Regions from separate parts of the Homo sapiens genome. Here region 2 is linked to region 1. Evidence: chromatin contacts called from ENCODE Hi-C or POLR2A ChIA-PET data. All regions are on one chromosome and are shown on one strand. The core of a region is the stretch at or near the end of the contact, and the rest is flanking DNA. Distances in the headings are between cores, read along the strand shown.

Region 1 (6,077 bases), core at 2,034-4,533:
CACCTCCTAATATTCTTTGAAGTTTCATTACCTGAATTTGTTCTAATTTTCAAAATAAAAATCCAAATTAACAGCTTTCTTTAAAACAACTTTTTCTTTTCTTTTCTTTTCTTTTTTGAGACTGTTGCTCAGGCTGGAGTGCAGTGGCGTGATCTCAGCTCACTGCAAGCACCGCCTCCTGGGTTCACGCCATTCTCCTGCCTCAGCCTCCCGAGAAGCTGGGACTACAGGCGCCCGCCACCTCGCCTGGCTGATTTCTTATATTTTTAGTAGAGACAGGGTTTCACCGTGTTAGCCATGATGATCTCGATCTCCTGACCTTGTGATCTGCCTGCCTTGGCCTCCCAAAGTGCTGGGATTACAGGCGTGAGCCACCGCGCCCGGCCACAACTTTTTCTTTAATGGCTTAACTTCATTCAGCTTTACCTGCTAAACAATAAAGGGAAAAATCAAAGAAAGAATAGTCTTCTAGGGGTGACAGTTGGTGTTTTAGCACCTGCCTTTATACCTGGGAGGCAGAGATCACAGGTGGTTACATCTCTGTTGTTCATTTAGTGGACCAGATTTCATACATAATCCTATCTTGCTTTTGTCTTTCACTTTCTCCAAGAGATAAGCTAGCAAACCTTCTCCATTGTAAGAGAGACCAAATTGAAAATTTGGTCACAACTTTACTACCCGAGAAAAATAACGTTGCTATGCTTCCTGGAGGAGTGATAGAAAATGCAGTTTCCGAGAATTATAAAAGGTTTATTATTTGTCCAGTATTTTAAGAGAAACAAAGGGGTCTGTCTCTCAGGTATTTAGCATCTATTCTTAACCCTTTTAGATCTCAATCTAGTCCCCTTTGGAATTTATTGTTGCCTTAATTGGAGTATTTTTTTTTCTTTTAGTGGGAGAATAAATAAGAGCATTTATTTTTATTTTATATATATATATATATATATATATATTTTTACTTTGCTCTATGGTATCACAGCAGAAAAGTTCAAGTGTAACCAAAAAGCTTTTGACATGTCTAAATGAGATTTTTCTTAACAGAGGGAACATTAAGCTACATCTTCTGGGATTTAGCAAATGGAATCTGGTAGTAGAAGTTAAAATAATGACCCGAAAATCCTGTGATTTATTTCTTTAAGCATGCTTTTATATCCAATATATCATTTGATCTACAGCCTTATTAGCACAGCATGAAAAGGTAGAATTTTCCAAAAGCATACCTGTTCCCATCTGTTGTCTCAACTACCTGTCTCAATTACCGTTTCTACTGAGATTTTTGCTCATGTTTACCCTTTACTTTCAATTATGTGTGAAAATCAGAGTACTCTCTTATGTCATACAAACTTTAATATCATTTTTTTCCTTTATTCCTTCAGTGGAACCTTAAGTATTGGCATTCCTCAAGATTCAGTTCTTGATCCTCTTTCCTTTTATTATTAACCACGCAAGCCCTTCCTTGGAGAGCTTACTTACTTCCAGGGCCTCCTTCAACTGTCACTTTCACAAATGACTTTTTTTTTTTGAGACGGAGTCTCGCTCGGTTGCCAGGCTGGAGTGCAGTAGCGGGATCTCGACTCACTGCAATCTCCGCCTCCCGTGTTCAAGCGATTCTCTTGCCTCAGCCTCCCGAGTAGCTGGGATTACAGGCGCACGCCAGCACGCCCAGCTAATTTTTGTATTTTAATAGAGATGGGGTTTGACCATGTTGGCCAGAATGGTCTCTATCTCTAGACCTCGTGATCCGCCGGCCTCGGCCTCCCAAAGTGCTGGGATTACAGAAGTAAGCCACCGCGCCCGGCCACAAATGACTTCTTTTTTTTTTTTTGAGACAGAGTCTCGCTCTGTCTGCCAGGCTGGAGTGCAGTGGCGTGATCCAGTTCACTGCAAGCTCCGCCTCCCGGGTTCACGCCATTCTCCTGCCTCAGCCTCCGGAGCAGCTGGGACTACGGGCGCCCGCCACCACGCCCAGCCAATTTTCTGCATTTTTAGTAGAGACGGAGTTTCATCGTGTTAGCCAGGCTGGTCTTGAACTCCTGACCTCAGGTGATCTGCCCGCCTCTGCCTCCCAAAGTGTTGGGATTACAGGCGTGAGCCACCGCGCCCGGCCCACAGATGACTTCTAAATGAATGTCTCCAGTACTGATCTCCTCAGAACTCATTTCTTGATGATTTTTTACATTCACATTTCTAAATTTCTTGTAGGAAACCACAAATTAGTGTCTTTCAACTAAAGGACATTAAAAGAAGACTAAGGTCAGGTTTAGAGACAGACAAGTTTGTGTGTATGAGTTAATGTTTGCATATACTGCAAAGATAAACCAAATTAATTTTAGATTTTTGTTGCTTTATATTAATCAACTTTTTCTATACGTTAAACTTGGTCCTCAGTTTTTAGGGCATATGAGTATAGAAACCCAAGATAGCTTATCATCAGGCTGATAACATGTGCTTTACATTTTTCAATCTTCCAAATATTTCATAATATATTATCTTGAATATCAATAGCACACTTCTATAAGTGTTCGACAACTTATAGAAAATATGCATTTCTAAAATTCAAGTTGGCAGACCGAAAAGAATACCACACAGTTTCCTAAAGGCTTGTGACAGTAAGTTAGGCTGGACTTTCAACATAATGGAATATTTACCAAATAAAAGGCCACTGATTTTTGTATTAGACAAAGACATCTGGAAATTTCTAGATGGATTTAGGGATTCTGGTCATTCTAAGGAGAATCTAGAGGTAAGCCCCATCTGACTCATGGGCATATTCCAAGTTATCATTTCCTTTCCTACATCCTTACAAGGTTCCAGGAGAATCTGTCAATGGCTCTGAAGCCAGGCTCAGGAGGGAACTGGTATTCAGCGAATGGGACACTTTGCTTCATTCCTTCATTATAAGCTCCCCTGCAAGCTTTGTGCAGAGGGGCGGGAAAAGGGGCTATCACCCCCTTAAATGAATAGCCGAGTTGGTATGTAATATAAGATCTATTTTGCTTGTTATTCATTAATTGGGAAGCAAACATAGGTAAAATCACATAATGGTGGAGGTTACCCCGTTTGAAACAAACTAACCACAGTCACTATGACACCCCCAGCTGGTGGCTAGCCCGACCAACCTTCCCAGCTCCGCGCGCCCAGTGGGGGCCGGAAAAGCGCGGGAGGGGGCGTGGCCCCGAGAAGGCGGAGACAAGATGGCCGCCCATAGCGCTTGGAGGACCTAAGAGGCGGTGGCCGGGGCCACGCCCCGGGCAGGAGGGCCGCTCTGTGCGCGCCCGCTCTATGATGCTTGCGCGCGTCCCCCGCGCGCCGCGCTGCGGGCGGGGCGGGTCTCCGGGATTCCAAGGGCTCGGTTACGGAAGAAGCGCAGCGCCGGCTGGGGAGGGGGCTGGATGCGCGCGCACCCGGGGGGAGGCCGCTGCTGCCCGGAGCAGGAGGAGGGGGAGAGTGCGGCGGGCGGCAGCGGCGCTGGCGGCGACTCCGCCATAGAGCAGGGGGGCCAGGGCAGCGCGCTCGCCCCGTCCCCGGTGAGCGGCGTGCGCAGGGAAGGCGCTCGGGGCGGCGGCCGTGGCCGGGGGCGGTGGAAGCAGGCGGGCCGGGGCGGCGGCGTCTGTGGCCGTGGCCGGGGCCGGGGCCGTGGCCGGGGACGGGGACGGGGCCGGGGCCGGGGCCGCGGCCGTCCCCCGAGTGGCGGCAGCGGCCTTGGCGGCGACGGCGGCGGCTGCGGCGGCGGCGGCAGCGGTGGCGGCGGCGCCCCCCGGCGGGAGCCGGTCCCTTTCCCGTCGGGGAGCGCGGGGCCGGGGCCCAGGGGACCCCGGGCCACGGAGAGCGGGAAGAGGATGGATTGCCCGGCCCTCCCCCCCGGATGGAAGAAGGAGGAAGTGATCCGAAAATCTGGGCTAAGTGCTGGCAAGAGCGATGTCTACTACTTCAGGTACCTCCCTGGGGGCGGGGAGGGGGTGGCGGGGTCAGGCCGGGGTCAGGGGTCAAGAGCGGGCCTGGGCAGAGGATGAGCGCTGGGGCCCGGGGGGCATGTGGCAGGGACAGGCTGGTTTGGTGGTGGAAGGTGGCGGAACCCTTGGGTGAGAGTTGACCCCAGTGCGGTGGGAGGCAGTGTCAAAAGGTGAGGGCCCGCAGGAGGGCATCTTATGTGGAAGGCGTCGGGGAAGATGGTTTGCGAAGAAAGGGTTAGCCTGGCAGGGATGGTTAGTCCACTGAAGGGTTAAAAGGAGGTGTAATTCATCGAAACTATAAAACCCAGTCACTGTTGGCTCCTGTCCCAGCCTGTCCCAGATTCATCATCACAAGTGTTAAGCATGCACATGTGGAAGAATGAGCTATCTACAGTAACAAGGTTTCATTTACTTCATCCAAGAAAGTTTTGTATAAAGCAGCTATTTGGAATGCCTGAAGTTTTTTTGGAACTTCTTGGTATTGCAGAATATACTCTTTTGAAACTGACACACTGTACTAAGTTTTTAGACTCCTAGACCAAAATTTGCTCCCCAGGGAACATTTGTCAATGTCTGGAGACATTTTCGGTTCTCACACCTGGGGAGGGTGTGATACTGGCATCTAGTGGGTAGAGGCCAGAGATGCTGCTACATATTCGATAATACAAAGGAAAGCTGCCACAACAAAGAATGATCTGGCCCAAATTGTCACCTGTGCTGAGGTTGAGACATCCTGTTTTAAATGATTCAAGGTTTTTCACCTTAGTGTAATCTTGCAATCCCGTGGTCATGCTGCTGATGTCTTCAGTTTGTGTGACCCAGTAAGCTCAAGAAAGTGCCTATGGCAATTGACATCCGTGGACTTAATACACATTTACTAAATTTTGTAATAAGCCATGCTATTGATAGAAGATAATATAAACTTGTATTCAGTAGTTTGGAGGTACGTGTTTGTGGACTGACTGAAGCATTTTTCAGGGAATGTATATGGGTATTGGAGACAATTGTCATTTAGCTATTGTAATAATGTTATAAAGGATTTCCTGTCCTCTTCAAGTAGCTCTGGGAAAATGTGTCTGTACACATACCATGCTTATGAACTAAAAATACTTTTAACTAGATTGAAAAGGTTAAAGAAATGTACATACACATATATACATACATATGCACACACAAGAATGTGATCACTGCTGGTGCAGCATGTAAATACGAACACATTCCTGATGGTTGCTATATATGGATGAGTAGTTGTAGTAAGTTCACTTCACCTCAACTAAAAAATAAAAGTGATGTTTCATAGAACTTAGTCTTCCACTTGATCTGGACCCTCATCTTGAAACCTCATATGATAAAATGGAGAACTTCTTTTAAACATAAGAAGGTAGTAATCACCTGTGGTCCCAGTTACGGGGCTGGGGCGAGAGAATCTCTTGAGTCCAGGAGTTCGAGGCTGCAATGACCTATGATTGTGCCTGGGCAATAGAGTGAAACCCCATCTCTTTAAAGAAAAAAAAGAAAAAGTGTGATAGTCTTGGTTTGTATTTCCTCATCATTAAATATTTGATTTAATGGTAAGAAAGTTATTGTGAGCACTTTCACAGGTCCTCCCTCAGGCTGTGGGGCCAGGATTTGGTAGCTGGTGCTGAGAGAAAACCTTTGTTGGCATCCTTGCCCTGGGACTGTGCCAGTGGCAGCTGTCATTCAATGGGACAATTTCTTCTGATTAAAAAAAAAGGTTATTGTGGTTAAAAAAAGATTAGTTTTCTCAAGTTCATTAGTTTCATTTAGTGCCGTTCACAATTGTTCGTTTTCTAGTATTCTTTCATTAACAGAGCATTCTGTTTTCTTTCTAAGCAGGCTGTCTGCATAACCTTCTGTGAACTATGTGCTGATGTCTTGTAGGCAATTATATTTGACAAGATTATTCTGTATCTGTGATTGAACTCCTTGAGGAATAGATGACTAGGCTATTCTCAGTAGAACATCTTAAACTTTGAATTTTACTCTGTGGCAGTTCTCCTGGGATATGGTTTGTTTGGTTTTGGGATGATGTTTTTGTTCAGACTGACTTTGGGTATTGCAGAGCTTTTTGTTTGTTGGTTTTCCTTGTAGTTGGAAAAGTTA
Region 2 (6,222 bases), core at 579-3,078, 1.0 Mb before region 1:
AAGTTGTGGTGGGGAAAACTGTGGTTCTGCCTCGGCTGTTATGTTATCTCATTTAATTGCTAACATATTGTCCTTAGCTTTTGATTCATAAAATGTTTTCCTTGGAGTTCTGAAGTAGGTCTTCAGTGATTTACTAAGTATTAGTATAATGAAAGGGATTTTTTTTTTTCACAGCGGCATGGCTCATAACACAAGAGCGAATGTTTGTATACTTGCAAGCTCTCTGGATGATATTATTGAGCTATGCTTATTTCCTGCTCAAAAACCTTCCCTGCCTTTCCATTTTCTACAAGATAAAGACCAATTCCTTAGCTCAGCATTTGAAGCCTATTACCATTTACCGAAAGCCTTATGTTGAGCTCTTCCAATCTGCAACAAGTCTTCCAGCAAGACAAGGCTGGGCATATTACCAGAATTCACCCTGTATGTTCTCCTTCGGAACTTTTGTATCTCTTTGTCTTGTCCAGCCCTATCTGCTTATCTCTGTACACCTAATACCCACCCATTCTCAAAGCACTGACTCAAATCATTCTTCTTCCAGGAAGCCTTCCCTTGCTACCCCACTCATGCTAGCCATTTTTTTCTCTATTCTTACAGCCCTATGAATCATACCATTTCTAGATATTTATCTTAACCAGCTCCGCATAGCTGTGCATCTTTTATAGATATGACTCTGCCTTACCAACTGTTGTAAATTCCTCGAGTCTCACATATTATATTTTGTCTCTCTCCCCCCGACCCCTGTAAATAGATCATCCATAGAAACGGGAGAAAAGAAACGAGGAAACTTAACATTCTGTGAGTGTGAGTTGGCAGCCCCTCTGCTAGGCGCTCTGCATGTGTTGTCTTAGGCAGTCTTCACAACAGCCCAGTGAGGATGATAATAGTGGTCATTTCAGGTGTCGGTAAAGTGAGCCTTAGAAGTTTGAGCAGTTAGTCTCAAGTCCTGCAGCGGGATTTAAACTCAAGCACATCAACTCCAAATTCAATGCTCTTTTTTACTACCAGGCATACTCTCCAGAGATTATCTATGAGAACACCTTTTCAGAACTTATTTTAAATGCTAGGAGCTTGTGATTTTCAAAACTTGATAAGTGTTGGTTGGCAAAAGAAGTTTCCAGGTATTCCATGGCTGGGTTCCCAGAGCAGCTCTCTTCCCAAATGTATAGACAGAGAACTTTCCCTCCAAAGTGGTGGCATGCTTGGATTAAAACCCACATTATCTATGCACTTATTCTTAAACCAACATGTTTGCGCTGAGTGCCTAAGAGGTGTGAACTCTCCCTACCAGGGTCCTTGAGGTAGCAAATTTTAAGTTATCAAGTTATTTTTCTTACTATAACCACCCACTTTTCTTCCAAAATTAAAGCAGAAATCTCTGAATGTGGGAGAATAAGGAAATAGCCAGGTCTTCACTACCCTAGTTAGAAACTCTTACCAAGTATGATTCCCTCTCTGCCTCAGAGACCTCCATGATTAATCCTGATATTAAATGATTAGATTTCTTATAAATTATGGAAAGGGCAATTTTCCAGATAGAATTCTCTCTGTTACTCATTCAGTATTCACATCCACAGATGAGGCCTGAAAAGAAGCGTTTCAAATGACCTAACCGCTTTTTTAACTGACTAAGAACAAAACCCACATCAAACTTGTCTTTATGTGACTCTATGTGTTCCCGTTTATTTGTTGGTAGAGTCAGCAACTACGTGATCATTGAGCTAAAAATCCCCTCTACTATTCATATATCGCATTAGTGTAGCTCTCAGATCCTTCTTGTTTAAAGTCTATTTATTCATTTCAATAACATTTATCCGTGGTTACCAAGTGTAGGTTCTGTGCTCTCAAGGAATTCACAGGCTAGTAGGAAAAGATGTGTACTTAAGCAGATTGCTCCCTGCCAGTCTGCTATGCCCTCTAAAAGACCAGGGGCCTGACCCTTATCCAGTAGTGAAAGATCACATGGTTGTTTAGTAGAGGAGTGGTCATCTCCAGTTGACTTAGGGATGGGGGAGTCATGTGCAACTCACCCCACACACCTGTCCTCCACAGCATCCCTTCAGAGTCCTGCAGGTGGGGGATGTGGAACCCATTTCAGAAATCACCAATAAAAGTGGATCTTTGCCCAGTTTTCCTCTTTTCAGTAACAATTTTTGTTTTACTTTGGATTAAATGCAGTCTATCAAAAGAGCATTCCTTAGGAAAAGTGGTATCTTTTTATTTAACTGACATTATATACATGAGAACTTTTACCTCTTAGGGCTTCATAGGACAAACAACTTCAGTTAGTTTTCCTTGTATAGTTAAGAGCTCAGACCACTGAATTTTAGATTCTAAAAGTACCCTGGAAATCAGCCCATTGCCCTTCTTTGAAGACTAAGGCCTAGGAAGGGGAAGTGACCAAACCATGGGTACTCACTAGTAGAATTAGAAACCAGACAAAAGAGGCTGGACACGGTGGCTCACCCCTGTAATCCCAGCAATTTAGGAGGCCGAGGCGGGTGGATCACTCGAGGTCAGGAGTTCGAGGCCAGCCTGGCCAACATGGTGAAACCCTGTCTCTACCAAAAATACAAAAATTAGCCGGGCATGGTGGTGCACACCTGTAATCCCAGCTACTCAGGAGGCTGAGGCAGGAGAATTGCTTGAACTCTGGAGGCACAGGTTGCAGTGAGCCAAGATTGTGCCACTGCACTCCAGCCTGGGTGACAGAGAGACCCTGCCACACACACAAAAAAGGAAACCAGACAAAACAGCAAGCAGACCAGCACTCCTTGTGCTATATCCTACACTGCTCAGCCGACTTCCTCTTTACCCTAATACCATAACCATTTCAAAACTGTGAGTGGTAGAAATTAGAAACCATTCTGTTACTCTGACTTAACTAATGAAATCCAAGAAAACTCTGTAGTTGGCCCTAGGCTGCCTGCAATGAGTTGCTATTTAGCTCTACCAGTAATATTTGGCAAAAAGAGAGGGTAGTGGGCATTGATGTGATGTGGCAGTTATTGGTACATAGTCATGGGAGCAGCAGGAGTCAGAAGATTCTGTTTCTATGTGGGCCTCTTCAACAAAGATATGATCAACAGAGGCATCAGCATCTTCAGTTGATAAAGTTGATAAAATAGAAAACTATTTTCTAAATAGCCTGTTACAGAATTTCAGCGAAGCTATTGGTGGTCAGCATCATCTTTTAATAGCTACTATCTTGTTTTTCTTTAAATTAGGATATTTGCCTTCTCTAGTGTTCTGTCATCTCTCCTAATCTCCACAACTATCAGGTATTTCGGAGAGCAGATTAGTAACCTCAACTGAAAGTTTTGATCTTTATCAATTTATCAGTTGCTCCTCTTGGGCTTTCACAGGTTTTGATTCCATAAAGTTCTGTGTCTATTTGAGTGCATACTTCATTTCTAAGCAGTTATTCCCATGGACTCTCAGGGAATTTAAGAGATTATCTCTACTGAAATCTCCCTACAGATTTCCTGCCAAGCAGTCAACAAGTCTTGATCAGCCTCCTTCCTTCAAGGGTGACTAGCTCCAAATGCCCACAAAGTCCATTTTCATCAAATATTTGAAAGTTCTTCCTAGGTCCAGCCCAAATTTGCTTTTTTCTACAGTCCTTATGTTTCTGCCCAATAGAATTGCCCACAAATCAAGTCCAACAAGCACTTGAGAAACTCAGTTATTTGAAGACAGTCTGCTGAGTGTTTTTTCCCTCTAGACGAAACATCACTATCTTCAAATATTTAACCTGAAAAAAAGTTTGGACTCCCTGTCATGAACTCCATTGCTTCCCAGTGCATTCTCCCTAGTTTAGCAAGGATGCCTTTTTCTCCACAAGAACCTTTTAGTGTGTGGAACCGCAAACTGAACACAGTGCTTAAGAAAGGATCAAGTGGACTAGGGTGGATCTATCTCCTCCCCCATTCAGTACCTTGTATCTTCATTAAGGCCACCTAACAATATCCTGTTTTGCTATGTTTGATGCTTTCATTGTCCTGCTGACATATATTCAATTTGTAATCAACTGAAATCCATAAGCCACCTATCTCCCCAGTCTCATTGTGTACTTTTTGTTGTGTCTGTACAAAACTTCATGAAACCCCATTGAATGTTATGTTGTAGCCTCAGTCTGATTCCTGTTTAATGGTTTCCCTGAAGCCCTCATTCAGTCACATACTCTGCCATCTCTGTTGCTGGCAAATGTGATGGGTGTGACTAATGCCCACATCAAAGCCACCAATACAATATTTTCAGGGGAGGGGATTGACCAGAAGGCCATGAGGCTCAGTGTTACAGACATTCTTTCTACACGAGTGCTGTCTTCTATCCTTTGAGTTTAATCTCAGCTGGTTCTGTCTCCCTCCTTATACACCGTATGGCCCACCTTTGCTCATTTTGTCCGTAGCGTTGTCACAGAAGCCGGGCATGCAGCACTCACTGTGAAGCAGGAAATGAGGCTTGTCCAGAATGCCTTGCTCTGGTGGAACCAAACTGAGTTTGAGAGGCCATTCCTGTGTTTCAGAGCACTTTCAAAACTATTTTCTAAATACCCTGTTACAGAATTTCACCCAAGCTATTGGTGGTCAACATCATCTTTCAATAGCTACTATCTTGTTTTTCTTTAAATTAGGATATTTGCCTTCTCTAGTGTTCTGTCATCTCTCCTAATCTCCACAACTATCAAGTATTTCGGAGAGCAGATTAGCAACCTCAACCGAAAGTTTTGAACTTTATCAATATCATACTTTATTTTTTTAAAACTGAAAAAAAAAAGGACAGAAAGGTAAAAGAACTTGAAGAAATTCTTTTAGCCATGGATGAGTGATAACAGCTGAGAATCCTTGAGCTTACCATTTGATATTTCTATATTAATTTAAAGAAAAGTCAAAAGATTTTGAAAACAGCAATAGAAGTAAGATCCTTTAAGCTCTATTCAGCAGCCCCTAAGAAAAGTGATGAGGACACTGTGCATGCCCATATGTGAACATGGTTGGCCACCTTAGGTATTTCCCCTTCTCTCCACATGAATACATATTTTACTCAAATTCAGACTCTATGATGTTGAAACAGTCTGGCATTGGATGTTTACCTCAAAACCCTGCTCTCTCTGCACCTAGGACAAACAAATCCTAGTTCTCTGGTGTTTAGCATCTTGGAGCCATGAATTTTAAATAAATCAAAGACAAAAACCTTGTCTTTCCCAGTTTTAAAATATAAAAGATACACACACACACACACACACACACACACACGTGTATTTAAAATAGACCCTATAACCTCATCATATTCTTACATCCTTACATGGTTTTCTTCTTAAATTGTGGAGGAAAAGGCAGGCAGACACATTTAATAGCACAGTGATCATCATTTTTTAAATGAACTGTTACAGGGACATAATCTTAAACTATCCATAATTTGGAATAGGCACAACTGTGCATTTAAAAAAATGCAATATTACCCTTATTTTCTCAGGAAAGCAGATTTTCTGGAGGGAAAAGTATATATTGTATATATTAGAAAATATACATATGTTCATTCACTCTTTCTGCATCTGCTGTGCTTCAGATGCTTTTGGGGATGCATAAACGTGTAAAAGAAAGTATCTGATCTTACAGGCCTTTTATCCTGGTAGAGTGATAATACAAATATGGGTCTAACTATAATGCAAGGTAGAATTATGAAATGACCTAAGGAGCAATTCAGACCGCTAGGAAAAGCTTCCCGGAGAAGATGCCATTGAGCTCATATTCGAGTCCACATAGAATTTCAACAATTAGAGACAGGATAGAAAAGGCGTTTCAGAGCCATATAATAAACATGATTTAAAACCAAAAACAGAAAATAAAGGCTCATGCACCTAAATGGAAGTAAGAAAACTGCCTGATGATACCAGTCCTTGCAGCTTGCCAGCCAGGGCTGCATTGGGTGAAAAGCCCCTCCACAGCACGGCAGCTCCAGCAGTTGGCTCGAATATTTCACATGAGAGTCCACAGGAAGAGCGAGCTTTCATGTATATTTTTTACATCCAAATTAAGTTAACTCATGGAATTTTCCACCCTTAGGAATTAAAGTAGCAACTCATGAAGTAATTCAGTTATGTCATTCATACCAAAACAGAAAATACTGGAGCAACTTGGCACTGTTTAAAAGCCAAGATTAGGCCTTGGCCATTTTATATTTTTTCACATTCCATGGCCGTTGTGTTATTTTAACTTT

What was found. A loop is a pair of places that touch in the nucleus more often than their neighbours do. ChIA-PET counts read pairs that join two places held with the same protein, here RNA polymerase II (POLR2A). Pooled maps may share reads with other maps.
Region 2: a loop to region 1 is called in a pooled map, with 17 times the contacts of the local background. The contact joins the enhancer-like site here to the promoter of MBD2 in region 1. A Hi-C loop is called at or near these places in 2 of 37 single-sample maps with no recorded cell type and 3 of 50 pooled maps. POLR2A ChIA-PET finds 5 or more read pairs at or near these places in 1 of 52 experiments (GM12878).

Annotation. Positions count from the first base shown.
Region 1 is chr18:54,221,875-54,227,951 of GRCh38, reverse strand. MBD2 (methyl-CpG binding domain protein 2) reads left to right here and starts at 3,283. Exons shown (of 7, transcript NM_003927.5): 1 at 3,283-3,934. The coding sequence starts at 3,393. It overlaps SNORA37 (small nucleolar RNA, H/ACA box 37), which reads left to right and starts at 5,540; the gene lies at 5,540-5,668. RefSeq lists enhancers at 1,359-1,899, 1,900-2,442 and a silencer at 3,193-3,582.
Region 2 is chr18:55,245,269-55,251,490 of GRCh38, reverse strand. The region is part of intron 15 of TCF4 (transcription factor 4); the gene reads left to right. Among named protein-coding and RNA genes, the nearest start is that of LINC01929, 120 kb to the right of the region's middle. RefSeq lists enhancers at 1,769-1,828, 1,839-1,888. Within about 2 kb of position 1,828, at least 3 of the 41 ENCODE cell types and tissues checked have a DNase peak (open chromatin) inside an H3K27ac peak, as active enhancers do; they include GM12878, where a contact is called at or near this core.